4 separate regions of the Homo sapiens genome follow, and all the other regions are linked to region 4. A link is an interaction called in ENCODE POLR2A ChIA-PET data of the cell type or tissue named here. Cell type or tissue: CD4-positive, alpha-beta T cell. All regions are shown on one strand.

Region 1 (4,000 bases), 130 kb after region 4:
CACTGCTCTGTCTCCAAGGTTCCTTTCCCTCCCACCTCAGCAGCGCTCAGCTTACAAGCAGGCCCTACAGAGTTGGATAGAGACCCACTGCCAAGCATTACCGGCAGCCAGCAGGTTTTACAGCAACAGTGCCAAGAAGCCCAGCCTCAGGATCTGCAATCTCAGACAGAATCGCTTTTGCGGCTGGCAAGGTAGGGCTAGGCAGCAGGCACAGGTGCCATTTCACAGACTACCTCGGGCCAGCAGCTGCCCTTTAGACACCAAATTAACTCACCAAAGTTGTCTTTCCAGCAAAGTGGTTTAATGTGAATTTGAAGCATTTAGTAGCCTTGTTTTGGGTGTCTGTACCTTTCAGTGGATGGGATTGTCTAAGTATGTACACAAGAATATTATTGTTAAATTCCTCAAAGAAGGTGATAGGGGACTTTTCAAGTCCTGTATACCATTAGGTTATGGATTGTTTTGTTCATGTACACAGCTCATTTACTGAGTACCTCACATGGGCCAGACACTAATCTGCTAGGAGAGATGAATGGTAACAGGGACCACACTACAGAGATCTGGACCAAAGCTCAGAGGAAGGGCTCACTGATTCTCCCCAGCCTCCAGAACAGGATGCCTGAAACCATGATGATTGTTGCGATAAGTCTGAGGGTGTCATTTTATTATTGATCTATGAATTTGGCTGTCTTGTCTTTTGAACATTTCATCTCGTGGTGAGTTGTTTTAATTGGGTTTGCTCTTTGGTTGCTAAGGAAATTTGGAGGGCCTTAGTGCAAGGTCAAGAATCAATGTACAACAAGGTGTGGTGGTGCACGCCTGTAGTCCTAGCTACTTGGGAGGCTGAGGCAGGAGGGTGGCTTGAGTCCAGGAGTTCTGGGCTGTAGTGTGCCATGTCAATTGGGTGTCAGCACTAAGTTTGGCATCAATATGGGAGCAGGGGACCACTAGGTTGTTTAAGGAGGAGTGGGTGCACTGGCTCACACCAGAAATGGAGCAGGTCAAAACTCCTGTGCTGATCAGTAGTGGGATCACACCTGTGAAGAGCCACTGCACTCCTGCCTAGGCAACATAGTGAGATCTGTCTCTTTAAGGAAAAAAAATAGAATAAATGTATAGAGACAAATGCAGGGGGTAAGAATCATCGTGACCTAGAAGATGCCAGTGTACACAATATTTGTATGTGATTTGGCACATGTTAATTGCAGCCTAAACCTGAACAGTGCCTTTGCCATACCTAGAAAAATTCCCCTTCATGTACAAGAAACATACATGAAATTATATTCGTAAGACATTTGAAATCTTGGGGGATTGTTCTTACTATATGTGAAGAAGGTCTTAATTAAAGAGAAGAGTCCTATCTTAGGGTTTAAAACTTATTAAAGAGGAAAGAAGAGAAATAAGGAGGCCTGGACTCTGGTCCCAGCCACACCTCCAATAAGCTCTGTGATGTTAGGCATGTCCTTTAACTTGGGTGTCATTTCATGCCTCTGTGACAGGGGAGTGGCCAGATAGATCATCTCTAAGATCCCTCCACCTCTACATTCTATGACTGCTATTCTTACTACATTCATTCTATAAGGAAGTTGGCATAGACCCAGAAGATAGCAAAGAAAACTATGAAAGATTTGGAGAATAAGCCCTAAAAAAGCAGGTTACAAGAATATAAAGAGACCAAGGCATGTGATGGAATCTTTATGAATTGAACAGCTCCTGTTATTTCCTCTGAGAATAGCCCAAGAGAGACCTTCAATCGTATCAGAAAAGATTTAGGTTACAAAGTAGGGATATGAGACACCAGAGAGGTTGTAGGATTTCCTTATTTGGATATTTTTAACAAAATAGTAGATGACTCTCTTTCTGGGACAGTTTGAGTACCGTCTTGCCTAGAAACTAGGAGTGAACTGGATCAACGTGTCTTAAGCTGTGTGTGGTAACATCCCATAAAACAGGTCTCACGTGCTGCTCTGGGAACTTCCCTGATCTGTGCGGGGGCAGTCCAGCAGCTAGGCAGCTGAGCAGAGCGCATCTGCCTGGGGCCAGTGAGGAGAATGCATCTAGACAGAGCTTTTCGTGCTGCTGAGGTAAGAGCAGGAACACAGCCCCCCAGCCCCCAGGAGCGAGGCTGGGCTGGGAGCTGCCCACTCCCTCACTTGCTCCATTTCACAGAAGGCACCTCCGAGCCAAAGCTACAGCTGCTGATGGCGCCAGCAGCTATTTCTCAGCTCATTTGCAATACTTTCTAATCTAGCTCTAATTTGTATGTATACTTGTCAGCTACTGCATAGAATTTTGGAACTTTTAACATAGAACGGACTCCGCTTCTCAATTTATGAATGAGAAAACTGAGTCCCATAGAGGCAAGATGGAGCCTAAAGTTACACAGCCTAGGTCTCCTGACTGCCAAGCTTGGCACTTCCTTCTATTTCCTGCCAGTTATTTCCATTTTGATTTCTTTGGAGATGTTCAAGTATATTAATTGTCTCAATATCTTAATTGCCTGGGCTGCTTTAGGTATTTTATATTTTTATTTTTTTGATAAGCCTCTGTGCTAATTTCTTACACTTATCTAGTTTTATTTTTCCCTCAGAGCCTTGTGTTTAACCTTTTCACTTGTTCGTTTTTGATCGTCAGAACTCTTTTCATTGCATTAACTATTTCACAGTAAATTAGCTGTAATCCATGTGCTGCATTTGAAACTTGATATTTAACTGTGGGCTTCATGCCTGAAGCCCCTCACCAACCCCCTAGCAGCCAGGGCAGTACTTTGCATACAGACACATATATGGAGTGAAAGAATGAATGAATGGCATTTGATATCAAGGTAATAGTGCAATCATGGTTAAACAGCTAGCCCATAATATTCAATTTATTGAAAAGATGCATTTGGGGTACTCTGAGCTTTCAGTAGGGGAAAGTCTGGATCTTAAATTGCTTCTGGTAGAATGTGGGCTAAAGGGTAGCTGTAGAATTTAAAGATGTTAGTATCAGGAGCATCACTGTCTAAAGCTCAGGGAAGGAGAGAGATGCTAAGGCACAGAAAGGCCTCCCCAAGCCCCAGCCTGGAGTATCCCCTTTTCTTGCAGGAGGCTTGTTCTTGTGTCACACCCTTAATGGGATTGGGCAACTTGGTAGAAAACAGAGGTATCAGGAATGTACTAAGGGAGAGAAGGAAGGAATGAGAACTCCTTAGCTGGCGACAGAGCCAGGCTCTGTAAGATGTGCTACACAGCTTCAGAAGCCCCTCGGTGTAGTGGTCAAACCAGAGGTACCCAGAGCAATATGAGGTTGATGAAGTTTGGAGTAATCTGGATTGCTAGCTTCCCATAAGTGTTTATGTGGCCTGAGATAATAGTGTCAGAGGAGAGCCGTTGAGTCTCTCCTCCTGAATAGCCTTCCCCCTACCTTCCACCCTGTGGCATTTACATCAGAGCCTGCAGAGAGAAGAATTCTGTAGGCTTTGAGAGAATCCATGTATCTGCAGGGAGAAAAAGGACAATCTGGAGGAGATTCTGACTTGACAAAAAGATTCATCAGAGTCCCTTTAACTGGCCATCTGTTTTTAAGGCCATTTATAATTATTTGGTTTCTTAAAAACAAAGTCATTTTAAAATTATATTTTCTGAATCATCCTTTATGTAAAAGTTAGTCATATCTGTATCCATAGAGATATGATATCCCAAGAATATATAGTAAATTCCATATATTCGCAAAGTAAGATCTCCTACAGTGGTCTACTTTATAAAATGAAGGGGACAGGATTAAGTAAAAGCAATGTTTTTTCCTTAAATAGATTAATCTTGATGGCTTTTTAAAAATGTATGGGTATTTTATTTTGCTTCATAGTCCTACATATTTTATTTTTCGTTTCTTTAGTTGTCATAGTCTAATGCTAAAGCTTACAATATTAATGTTATTCTAGATGATGTGTTCTTTTGGATTACTGATTGTTCTTGAGATGTTTGGAAGTTGTATAATTTCCCCTCTGGAAATGTACTGA
Region 2 (4,000 bases), 130 kb after region 4:
CTGCCGGCTGGAGACGCTCCTCACTTCCCAGACGGGGTGGCTGCCAGGCGGAGGGGCGCCTCACTTTTCAGACAGGGCGGCTGCCGGGCGGAGGGGCTCCTCACTTCTCAGACGGGGCAGCCGTGCAGAGACGCTCCTCACCTCCCAGACGGGGTCGCGGCCGGGCAGAGGCGCTCCTCACATCCCAGACGGGGCGGCGGGGCAGAGGCGCTCCCCACATCTCAGACGATGGGCGGCCAGGCAGAGACGCTCCTCACTTCCCGGAAGGGGTGGCGGCTGGGCAGAGGCTGCAATCTCGGCACTTTGGGAGGCCAAGGCAGGCGGCTGGGAGGTGGAGGTTGTAGCTAGCCGAGATCACGCCACTGCACTCCAGCCTGGGCAACATTGAGCACTGAGTGAACGAGACTCCGCCTGCAATCCCAGCACCTCCGGAGGCCGAGGCTGGCAGATCACTCACGGTTAGGAGCTGGAGACCAGCCCGGCCAACACAGCGAAACCCCGTCTCCACCAAAAAAATACGAAAACGAGTCAGGCCTGGAGGCGCGCGCCTGCAATCGCAGGCACTTGGCAGGCTGAGGCAGGAGAATCAGGCAGGGAGGTTGCAGTGAGCCCATACGGCAGCAGTACAGTCCAGCTTCTGCTCGGCATCAGAGGGAGAACGTGGAAAGAGAGGGAGAGGGAGACCGTGGGTTGAGGGAGACGGGAGAGGGAGGGGGAGGGGGAGGGAGGGGGAGGGGGAGGGAGAGGGAGAACTCATTGTTTAGTGAATAAATGGATGGATGGGATGTGTGTCTAACAGGAACATGAAGGCAGAGAACCCGAGTAGACAGCCTGGGAGAGGAGAAAAGACTTGGGGATTGGAGTTTTGGCTGCTTCTCCACCCAGCTGAGTGATTTGAGATCTGTATCTTAACTTCTCTGAGATACTGTTTTCTGATCTATACAATGAGAATATACATACCTATGCCATCAGCCTATATTGAAGGACATTGTAAGAAACACAAAACCTGTGTTTACCCCATCCCACAAATGGCCTCTTCTTAAAGCCTGTGTGAAGATTTTGCTGTCAGACATCAGATCTGCTGCCCTAAGAAAATTGGTTTGTCTCATAGATAGTGAATTGTATAACCGATGATACTTTCCTTTTTGCCTTAGCTTCTAGAGAACTTGGAGATAGATTTTCAGCCTACTTGTAGCAAAACATGCGGGGTCTTAGGCATGTATTTTAAGTATTAGAGTTCCTCCCGACCATCATCTTATTTCAGTTACGCTTTCTTTCTTATCAATTACATCATTTAGTTGGTTTAACTCTTGGGTTTGGATATATCTTTGTAACTTAGCTCAAATTATTTTTGGAAAAAGGCATTCTGAAAAAGAAAGAGAGGAAGGAAGGAAGGTAGGAAACAAGGAAGGAAGAAGGAAAGAAAAAAGGACGAGAGGGAGGGAGAGAGAGAGATGACAAGAAAGCCAGATAGCCAGTGCCTGTCTCTTAGGGTTATTGTGATGTGTTAGTGAGATTGTATTTTTAATACAATTAACCCCTCGACAGTTTCTGTCATCCTTTAAAAGATCCAATGTACCAATACTTTCTTAGATATGTAAGACAATAATAAAATAAAATTTTTATTGATATCAAAAATATATTTTTAATGAATACATTTAAATTTAAATGAAGACATATATAATTCTATGATTTTCAAATCATGCTCCCTGGAGTTCCCACAGATGAAGGTGACAAGGAGATAAGATAGCAGGGGCAGGGGTACATTTGGGTTTTTTCAACCAAAGACTCTCAGAGTTGTTATTTTTATTTGTTTGCTTACATGTAAGGTTTACATGTAAGGTTTCTGTCAACAAAGGGTTGCTTGGTGGAACAAAAGTTTGAAACCACTGATATATGTATGTGGCAGGATGGTAATTTGTTGGATAATGGATATGGATTTGCAAAATTGAGTGTAATGCATTTTTGGCCTACAGGTTTTGATGTTAATTAAGACTGTTTTCTGTTTGGTGTGGTTGTTGGTGGCCATCAAGAACAAATACAGCACTATAGAATAATATGAAAATATAAAAAAGAAATCTACTGAAAACAACATCCTGTCACAAATTTTTTTTTAAATCGATAACTTCCCTGAACTATCCAAAATATAACTATGCTTAGAAACACCCCAACCCCCACACTCCCACTCCACTTATCCCCTCTGCACCAGTAAGTTCAACAAACTTCAGTGGGTCTCCGATTTGAAACATGCTGGTGTGGATTAGCTAGGGGCATGGAGATTATCATCCATTTTCTGTTTTATTTTCTTCTCACCCACTAGAGGGCAGCAGTGATGCACAGGAAAAGGGAAATTACTCAAGCACTGTTTCTCAGCAAGACTGTCGCTTTTCTGAGAAGAAAACACCTAGAAAGCGCCTCAGATTCCCATAGCTGAATTATGAGAGGGTCAGCTTCCCTTTGTTCATCCCTAAATAATATGGAGAATTTTGATTAACTTCCTTTGAAGTTATAAACTGTATCTGTTGGCTTGGTCAAATACTAATTTTAAATATGAACACGAAGATACCTCTTAAAAAAGACATTTATGTAAAAGTGAAGTGTTTTAGTTGCTTATTGCTGGGTAACTACTCTAAAACGTAGTGACTTAAGACATCACTCGTTTTGTCTTCTCTGTTCTTTTGGTTGACTGAGCACAGCTGGGCGATTCTTCTGCTTAATGTGATGTTGGCTGGGAATGTGGTCATCTAGGAGCTCAAATGGGCCAGAAAGCCCAAAATGGCCCTCTCAGGTTGCTGGCATTGATGCTGGCTGTCAGATGGGATCTCAGCAGGTTTGTTAACCAGTGCACCCAGTTCTCCTTCATTGGCTTCTTTATTTATGTGGCTTAAATGTCTCATGTCATGGAAATTGGGTACCAAGAGGGAGCATCCTAAGAATGAGCATTCCAAAAAGAAGGAAGCAGAAGTTTCCAGCCCCAGACATCATTTCTACCACCCTCTAATGGTCAAAGCAGTTAAAAAACCAGCCCAGATTCTAGGGGAGGGAAATAAGCTCTACCTCTTGATGTGAGGAGCAGTCTGTATAGACCGAGAGGGAAGAAATTGTTGAGAGCCATCTTTGGAGACCACCACATGGAGGATTGAGAAAAAGCGTATTTCTGACTTACATTTTGGAAAGATAGTTCTAAATCATGGGGGATGCAGAAGAATATTTCTTCATGTAATAAATGGGAATTGCTTCTTAATGTGGTATTTTAAGAATTCAAATGCACAAAAGTTATCCCTTATGTTCTTCTTCTCTCCAGATCTGTTACCTAAAGCAATAAAAAATGGCCAGAGGATCAGTGTCCGATGAGGAAATGATGGAGCTCAGAGAAGCTTTTGCCAAAGTTGGTGAGTAGACCTGGTACCCCAAATTGCATCATTCTCTTCTTCACTGAGTAGCTTCAGGGTAGATTCAATGAAATGGGAACATGAGCAAAATTTCAGAGATGACAAGAAACCAGTAGTATTTGTTTAGAGGAGCTGGGAGAACTTATTTTTGAAAAATATGCTTCAATAAAATGACTTTCTCTATCAAAACATGGAATATGGACTCTACTCTTACATAGTTTGTTCCTGGAAATGGTTTGTAAGTCTCATCTTTTATATCTTGTCTTCTGTTTTGCTGTTTCCTTGATTTTAATACCATCACATACTTTCTCTTACTCTTTATCACTAAACCTGTGGTTTCCTTAAGAGTTTCTATAAGAGTTCTTTGTGGAAACAGAGGTACCTTATAGAAATTATGACTCTTTTACTGTGGATGTTGAAAGTAATGCTGGTGCCCCTATTCAGTAGCAACAGTCATCTTGTGAGATTCTGACTCTTCCCTGGGATCATGCCTTAATGTCTGAATGATAGCCTCTCTCGTCCCTTCACCTTCCATCTAGTCTTCCCTCACCTCTCTAAAAGCTGTTGCCTGAATCGTCCTGAAGCTTCAGTATATTGTGTACATTACA
Region 3 (4,000 bases), 120 kb after region 4:
ATGAGAGCTTATTCCTCCTGTCTAGCTATAATTTTGTATCTAAACAAATCTCTCCTATCCTCCACCTTCCCCCTACCCTTCCCAGCCTCTAGTAATCTCAGGTGTAACATTTAAAAAGTAGATCCTTTGTACCTCCTTGACATCATCTGCTCATATCACCCTCACCAGAAAGGCCAGCTTGAACAAAGAAGAGTGGGATATAAATTCTTTATAGAGAAAGCTAGGTAATAGGTGCAAAGTGGGAGTAAGGAAAAAAGAGAAGATCATGCCTGTAGTTTTGCACTGTTGAGCACTCTTTTGTCATCTTAAAAATGCGAACTGAACTTCCCCCACTGTTTCTAATGCTTTATAAACAGTTTTAAAGTTTCCCTTTGAAAATATGGAATATGGTAGGCACCTTGGAAAACTTTGGATTTTTTCCTTTTCTTGCTGTCATTCATGTTGGGACTGTTCCTCAAAATATCATGGATTCTGTTTCTTTTCTGTGACCACTGAGAATGACAGTTGTGATACTTCATCTACCTGGTGATGTTCACACAGTTTTTCTCCTCCCTCCGTACCCACCCTACTGTTCACTGCACGCAGTTCTTCCTCCAGTACCATATCTCCAGTACCAGTTCTTTAAAGCTGAGTGTCTGCAGCTCCCAGGCACAAAAGAGGCAAATGTGGTATAAAGAAAGGGGAGCAAAGGTAGAGACAGATTTGGATTTATATTCTGGGCTCTTGGTAAATGTGGAGGCTGAGCAAGTCTCTGGAGCCTCTGAAGTTCAGTTTCCTCATCTATAAAATCAGGCAAGTGCTATCTACTCGCTAGGTGTGATGTGGGTTATTTTCCCCTTCCATTTTCCCATGTTGTCGTCTAGGTAGATATGGAGCATATCTACTCCACCCAGCGTCACCACTGACTTACTGAGCCCCTAATATTTACTAGGCATCATGCCAAACGCTTGAAAGATAATTACTCTTTTATTTTCATACATAGCTAGGTAAAGTTGTTATTAATTATATCCTTATTCCAGATGACCAAGCTGAGGTTCAGGGAGGGTTAAGTGACTTGTCTGGGGTCACAGAACCAGTAACTGGCAGAGTCAAGATTCACACCTTTCCTCTCTCTCATTTTATGTTGGCAGTTTCTTAAAAGTATAATCCATGTCTATTTAAACTGTTTTGTATCTTCTAACATGATCCACTAGTTGCTTCCTGATAATATGTCTATATACTTTTTTGTGTTTCCATGATTATTGAATGATTATTTGTAATTCCACATTTTCTTTCTTTTTTCTTTTTTTTTTTTTTTTTGAAGATGGAGTTTTCGCTCTTGTTGCCCAGGCACAATCTTAGCTCACTGCAACTTCCGCCTACTGGGTTCAAGAGATTCTCCTGCCTCAGCCTCCTGAGTAGCTGGGATTACAGGCACACACCACCACGCTCAGCTAATGTTTTTGTATTTTTAGTAGAGACAGGGTTTCACCACATTGGCCAGGCTGGTCTTGAACTCCTGACCTCAGGCGATCCCCCTACTTCGGCCTCCCAAAGTTCTGGGATTACAAGTGTGAGTCACTGCACCCGGCCTATAATTCCACATGTTCTATCAGGAAGAGATCCCAAGTCTCCTTTTGTTAGGTCGGCTGGTATACCAAACATATTTGAGAAATAAATATAAATGCTTGAGGATTTTATGGTGGGAAGTCTTTAAAATAATAGCTGTGAAGATATTAGATTAGGCTATTTAGGCACTTAAAATTTTGATAAAAGAAATGTTATACATATTCCATTGTACGTTGGTATTGGTAAATATTTACCAACTAAACTGTAACTTTTAAAAAAAATGAAGATAAAGAGAGCCCATCAAATTAATACAAATTTCCTGTCTCAATTTATCTGTAACTTCTCCTTTTGTTTTTTTCTGCAAATAAGCTTGTCATTAGAGATTCTAAAATCCAAGAAGCCTATTGAGAATGAGATCACATTATTACAAATAAATAGAAGTTTCTGTTATCATTGCTTGTATACAAATGTCTGCTGTACATTGTCTCACTGTTTTTCAGCTCAGACTACAATGGTAAAAATGCCTGGAGAATTAGAGAGTGGAGAGGAGGTAGAGTGTAGTGCAGGATAACAGAATCAGTTCTGAGCATTGGTGCATCTGACAGAGAGGAGATGTTGCCCAGTGGTCCTCATCACAGATGCCCAGAGATCTCTTTTCTTTTCATGGCTCATAGTGTATGTGGTTGGGCTTTTCTTAAGATTGCTGTACATTTTTCCACTCTGGCCATACTTCCTCAACTGTTAGAAGGTACTTTCCACTGTCAGTACTCAGGCAAGGCAAAGCCCGGAGCCCCTTCACCACTCAGGATGAGCTAATACCAATGCTGTTGGCTTTGGGTTGGTATCATGTACCAGTTCTGCAATACCTGACTTCAAGGACTCCGAATAAGAAATGTGGTACCAAAGCCAAAATAAGCCAGACTGAGAACATTAAAACATAGAGCATGGATGTGAGATCTAGATTTACACCCACACAAAACACATAGTATACAACACAACTAATCTTTGCTTTTAAGTTGCGACTTGACAATATTTCCTACAGTTTATACTAGAAATTGGGATTTGTTCTCCAAGATAATTTTGCAAAAGTTCTAGTTCTTTTACATTTTCTTTTAACTTCCTCTGTTCCTTCCCTTTTCCTTCTTTCTTTCCTTCCTCTCTTCCTCTCTTTCTCCCTTCAGTCACCAGGCACTGTTGTATATATTTTAAACACTCTGTCTCACCTAATCCTAATGCTGCCCTATGAAATGAACGGTGTGATTGCATTATTAGCACCCCTTCTTTAAAGATGAAGAAACTGAGGCTCGGAAAATTTAAGTAACACATTCAAATACACACAGCAAAAAATAGTTGAGTCAGAAAATTCAGCATTTCACCATACCATGTCACTGCCTAGTTGATTCATTTTAAAAACAATATATAATGATCCTAATTTCATAAAGGAAGCGAGGAACATTAGCTTTTGTTTGGAATGCCTTTACATGGGTGTATCCCTGTATCCTAGATCCACACATCTAAGAAGTAAAGCACATTTCATGGACCGTGCATCTCAAAGGTTTTTTAAATAAAACTTTAGGTTCTTAAAATGCCAACTGACTTGTGTTTTTCCCACGCATTGCTTCGACCAAACTAAGACTCCAGAGGTTCCACTTACTTCTCTTTTTGGACCAGTCACTGACTTACTTTGAGACTTTGGGGAGTGACTTCACCCTCCAGGGCCCCTATTTCCCCATTCTAACATGTTCAGTTCCCTCCTGTCTTTGCAGTATTTTCTAAATGGGAGATAATGACATAAGGAGAAAGCTATGCACACACAAACCAAAATGGTTTCCGGGCAGAATTATTTTGTTGTTTGTATTCACATTACCTGTGGTGAGTGGAGTATAGCCTGCATCACCGAGGTTTTGCCTCTAGAAACAAGAGCTAGTGAGAACGAGCAGCACGCTGACACCACCTCACCAACCTCTCATCCTGGAGGTCTCCTCCTGCATCCCTGTCTGTAGCCACACCCAACCTGCCACAGCTTCCTGTGTGTGCTTTTGCTTTGCACTTTGTAGAGCTATTTTCTCTTTCTTTTCTTTTCTTTCTTCCTTTTTTTTAATGTAATGGAGCCTTGCTCTGTGGCCCAGACTGGAGTGCAATGGCGTGATCTCAGCTCACTGCAACCTCTGCCTCCCGGGTTCAAGTGATTCTCCTGCCTCAGCCTCATGAGTAGCTGGGATTACAGGCACCCATCACCATGCCTGGCTAATTTTTGTATTTTTAGTAGAGATGGGTTTTCACCATGTTGGCCAGGCTGGTTTTGAACTCCTGACCTCAGGTGATCCACCCATCTCAGCCTCCCAAAGTACAGGGATTACAGGCGTGAGCCACCATGCCTCGCCCTGCAGAGCTATTTTCTCTGCCTGAAATGCCCTTTTCTATTTTGTCTGTTTGGAAAACTACTGGTTCC
Region 4 (4,000 bases):
GCATTATTCAGAATCTCATCCAGGAACTATTTGCTAACAATCTGCAATGAGATAAGAAGATTATGCCAGGAAGTAAATCAACACACTGCTTCCTTCACCACGAAAGCCTTGCTACAAAAAATCAAATGGCAGCAGTACTGAACAGTGCACTTACTGATGTAGTTGGTTAACATTTTGGCTTAAGCTCCTTATCTTGTCATGGACAGGTACCGAATACTCTGGACTGACAGAGGTCGACAAACTATGCTCTGAGTGGCACTGTTCTGCAGCAAAGTGGTTTTACCCATAAGACCATTCAATTATAGAATTTTAGAACTGAAAGATGTCTTAGACACCATCTAGTCCAAGTTCCTGGTTTCACAGCCGAGGATCCTTAGAACCTGAAAGTTTTAGCAAACTTCCCAAAGCCACTTAGTGGTTGTGATGCAATATGAAGTAAAGGCCAACTGTCCTGACTCTTTCCAATCACCACCATGCCCTGAAATTCCTGAAGGAAGCAGAATTTCCTCTGAGGTTTCTGCTGAGTCATATGCAGGCTCCATCTGATGTAGAGATTCAGTAGAAGGGGCCAGGTTGCCTCCTGATGGGGGCAGCGTGTGGAGGATGAGCCTGGGCTTACTTGGCAGACAGATCTGGTCATGTTCCAGCTCTATCTCCTACTTGCAGAATGTCTTCGGGAAAATTACCTACATTCTCAAAGCCTCAGATTCTTGCTTTGTCAACATTCCTTGAAGATTGCTAAACTGAAGACTCTGGTGTTCCCTTTTGTGATAGGGAGAATAATAGCCCCCCAAAGATATCTACATCCTAATCCTTGGAACCTGTGACTATGTTATGTCACATGGCAATGGGAGACTTGAGGTTCCAGACTGAATTAAGGTTGATAATCAGCTGACCTTGAGATGGTGAGACTATCTGGGATCATCTGGGTGGGTCCAATGTCATCACAATGTTCCTTATAAGAGAGAGGCAGGAGAGAAAGAATCAGAAAGGCGGCAGCATGAGGAAGGCTCAGCCTGACATTGCTGGCTTAGAAGATGGAGGAGTGAGGCCATGAGCGAAGGAATGCAGGAAGCCTCTAGAAGCTGGAACACACCCCTGCTGACACCTGGACTTGTACCTAGTGAAACCCATTTCAGACTTCAGACCTCCAAAACTGTGCAGTAATAAAGCTGTTTTGTTTTAAGCCACTGATTTGTGGTAATTTGTTAGAGCAGCAATAGGAAAGGAATTCACCATTCATCTGAACATTGCTATTGCCTCCCTAGAGCAACTGTTACATCATCTTTTGGAAGATACAGCTTTTTTGAAGACACGTTTTATAGTGGTATTATTTGGCAGAATCTGCTCTAACACAAGCTAGCCAAGGCAGGAAGTCTGCTTCTTTAGAGGGCATAGTTTCTCTCTTGCTGTTTCTCAATCCTTTTTAGCTGTTTTAGTCATAGCTGGTCAAAAACAATGGTTTGCATTTAGGGGTCATTGCACTTGGGAATTTAAATGTACTCTAAAATAGCTGATAATCGGATTTTTTCCTCTTGCTTGATCATCAGTTTTAGTTAGAGCTGCAGTCTTTCTAACAGTGCTGCCCTTTTGCACTGTGTCAGACACTATTTGCCAGGGAAGAATTGAGGTTACATGGTGCCTGGCAGTGGTGGCAGACAGTTTGTGGTCTCCACACCTTGCAACACTGATCATCCTGTTTGATGCAACTCTTTGACGCAGTGTGAAAGGCGTTGCAGCAGGAGGAGGCGTCTCTGTTTGACCTATTTCCTTATATTTGAGCACAGATGTTGGGATTTGAATGCTTGATAATCAGATATACACTAAGTTGCATAAAATTCTCAGCATGCACTGACACAATAACACCGGTGATGAATTTGTTAGAAGAAGAGAAAAAGCACAGAGTGAGGCTCAAAGCAGCTTTGACACATACATACCCACATGCTTCCCATCACGTGTTCTGGACTCAGCTTCTCTTGATAACACAGGTGCTAGCGCTGAAGCTCTGGCTGTTGAGAAGAGGAACAGAGCAAGCTTCTTTCTGGTTCCTCAGAGTAAAGAAGCTGTTCCTTTTTCTGGAACAAACCATAGAAGTGTGGGAGGGTCTGACACTTGTAGATTTTCCCTTTTCTAGGTTTTTCTTTCCTTTTAAAAATAAAATAGCTAAGTCCAGTTCCAGGAAAAATAGTGAAGCATTTCCTCTATTTATTTAGGATTTATGCCATGCTTACTGCCTACAAAACTCAGAAGGACTAGAAAATTGAACCATTGGAAAACAGAGAATTTAAAACAAAGACAATTAAAATAACCACAAGAAGACACCATTTTCCCATATGAAAGTATTAAATATTTCAGAAGACAATTCTCAATGTCTCGATGATTGTGTAGTGGGAAGAACAAGTGTGTAGCCTGCCAGGAATGTACACTAGCAGGAACACAGTTTTCAGAAAACAAATTGGCTTCTCGTATGAAAAGCCTTAAACATGCTTACATTTATAACCTTGAAATTACACTGTGTGGAATCCACTCTTTTTTTTTTTTTTGAGACGGAGTTTCACTCTTTTGCCCAGGCTGGAGTGCAGTGGTGCGATCTTGGCTCACTGCAACCTCTGCCTTCTGGTTTCAAGCAATTCTCCTGCCTCAGCCTCCTAAGCAGCCGGGATTACAGGTGCCCACCACCACACCCAGCTAATTTTTGTATTTTTAGTAGAGACGGGGTTTCACCATATTGGCCAGGCTGGTCTCGAACTACTGACCGATCGACCCGCCTTGGCCTCCCAAAGTGCTGGGTTTACAGGCGTGAGCCACCGTGCCCAGCCAGAATCCACTTTTTCTTAACTCTACTTGCTTCAGTTTACTGACCTATAAAACAGAGATATTAATAGGAACCATTTCATAAAGTGATGTGAGAATTAGATCATGGATAACTGGCACAGTGTGTGCCCGACAAATGTAAGACATCATTATTAATAAAAAAGTAAAAATATTTTTAGGCAAAAATTATTACAGCATCATGGCATAGAAATTTAGGGCACTGATAGCTCGGTGTTCTGGAGTGAACCTGCAGCCCAGGTTCCTGGGGTTTTGAGGTCCTTGGGTACACACTGTGAAAAAGTACCCACTTGTTACTGTTGCACCTTGAGTTCCTGTTGTTTCAAAAAGACCCAGAAAGAAGCTCAGCCTCTGCAAAACAAAAAACTGGTTGAATCGGGAGATGCCTGCTGTGTTGGAGATGAAATTTGGGGAACTCTCCTCATTCCCATACTAAAAAAACCTGCCCAGGGAGAAGCCTGTTTGCCACTTTCTAAACATGCAATGTTATTTATTTTATTTTATTTTATTTTATTTTATTTTATTTTATTTTATTTTATTTTATTATTTTATTTTATTTTATTTTATTTTATTTTATTTTATTTTATTTGAGATGGAGTCTCACTCTGTCACCCAGGCTGGAGTGCACTGGCGTGATCTCGGGTCACTGCAACCTCCACCTCCCAGGTTCAAGCGATTCTCCTGCCTCAGCCTCCCAAGTAGCTGGGACTATAGGCATGCGCCACCACATCCAGCTTTAATAGAGATGAAGTTTCACCATGTTGGCCAGTCTGGTCTCGAACTCCTGACATCAAGTGCTCCGCCTGCCTCAGCCTCCCAAAGTGCTAGGATTACAGGTTTGAGCCACCACGTCCAGCCACATGCAATATATGTAGAAGCATGAACAGTGACTGCACCTGTGTGGCCTAGACTCCCCCTTTACTTACAGTGACTCAGCTATCCAGCCCAATTAAAGCCCCGTTTTCACCTTTGTTATGAAAGGTACTGTTTTGGGGAACTATCCCGGGTGTCTTCCTTACTTGTTGCAAGTAATAAAATCCCCTTGTTAAATCCTCCTTGGTTGTGGTCATTGGATGGCCACCCACCAAGTGATCATACCTGCCCATTGTGTGGGTAACAAACATAAAACCATTTGAAAAGAGCTCTGGCTGTCTTGTGAGCTTTCCAC

Evidence for each region. ChIA-PET counts read pairs that join two places held together with the same protein. Peaks named below come from ENCODE experiments on the same cell type or tissue, not always from the same donor. Only the 100,000 strongest peaks of a DNase experiment are listed, where the experiment ranks them.
Region 1: POLR2A ChIA-PET joins it to region 4 with 26 read pairs; 9 of 35 experiments call an interaction of 5 or more read pairs at or near these places.
Region 2: POLR2A ChIA-PET joins it to region 4 with 20 read pairs; 9 of 35 experiments call an interaction of 5 or more read pairs at or near these places.
Region 3: POLR2A ChIA-PET joins it to region 4 with 47 read pairs; 8 of 35 experiments call an interaction of 5 or more read pairs at or near these places.

What each region holds. Positions count from the first base shown.
Region 1 is chr13:46,166,547-46,170,546 of GRCh38, reverse strand. The region is part of intron 1 of LCP1 (lymphocyte cytosolic protein 1); the gene reads left to right. It also overlaps the pseudogene RN7SL288P. Among named protein-coding and RNA genes, the nearest start is that of LCP1, 14 kb to the left of the region's middle. In CD4-positive, alpha-beta T cell, no CTCF peak of the experiment used is centred here; DNase peaks (open chromatin) are centred at 156, 616, 1,526 and 1,996; H3K4me3 peaks cover 1,298 bases; H3K27ac peaks cover 4,000 bases.
Region 2 is chr13:46,158,991-46,162,990 of GRCh38, reverse strand. LCP1 (lymphocyte cytosolic protein 1) reads left to right here. Exons shown (of 16, transcript NM_002298.5): 2 at 3,305-3,392. The coding sequence starts at 3,329. Among named protein-coding and RNA genes, the nearest start is that of LCP1, 21 kb to the left of the region's middle. In CD4-positive, alpha-beta T cell, CTCF peaks have their summits at 2,123 and 2,322 (motif pointing right); a DNase peak (open chromatin) is centred at 2,330; H3K4me3 peaks cover 355 bases; H3K27ac peaks cover 2,936 bases.
Region 3 is chr13:46,172,134-46,176,133 of GRCh38, reverse strand. The region is part of intron 1 of LCP1 (lymphocyte cytosolic protein 1); the gene reads left to right. Among named protein-coding and RNA genes, the nearest start is that of LCP1, 8.0 kb to the left of the region's middle. RefSeq lists an enhancer at 3,607-3,656. In CD4-positive, alpha-beta T cell, no CTCF peak of the experiment used is centred here; DNase peaks (open chromatin) are centred at 573, 2,323 and 3,493; H3K4me3 peaks cover 2,482 bases; H3K27ac peaks cover 4,000 bases.
Region 4 is chr13:46,293,636-46,297,635 of GRCh38, reverse strand. LINC00563 (long intergenic non-protein coding RNA 563) reads left to right here. Exons shown (of 1, transcript NR_047493.1): 1 at 1-1,191. All of the region lies in intron 2 of LOC105370194 (a long non-coding RNA gene), which reads left to right. Among named protein-coding and RNA genes, the nearest start is that of LINC00563, 2.2 kb to the left of the region's middle. RefSeq lists enhancers at 5-1,204, 3,677-4,000. In CD4-positive, alpha-beta T cell, no CTCF peak of the experiment used is centred here; DNase peaks (open chromatin) are centred at 1,325 and 1,695; H3K4me3 peaks cover 688 bases; H3K27ac peaks cover 3,019 bases.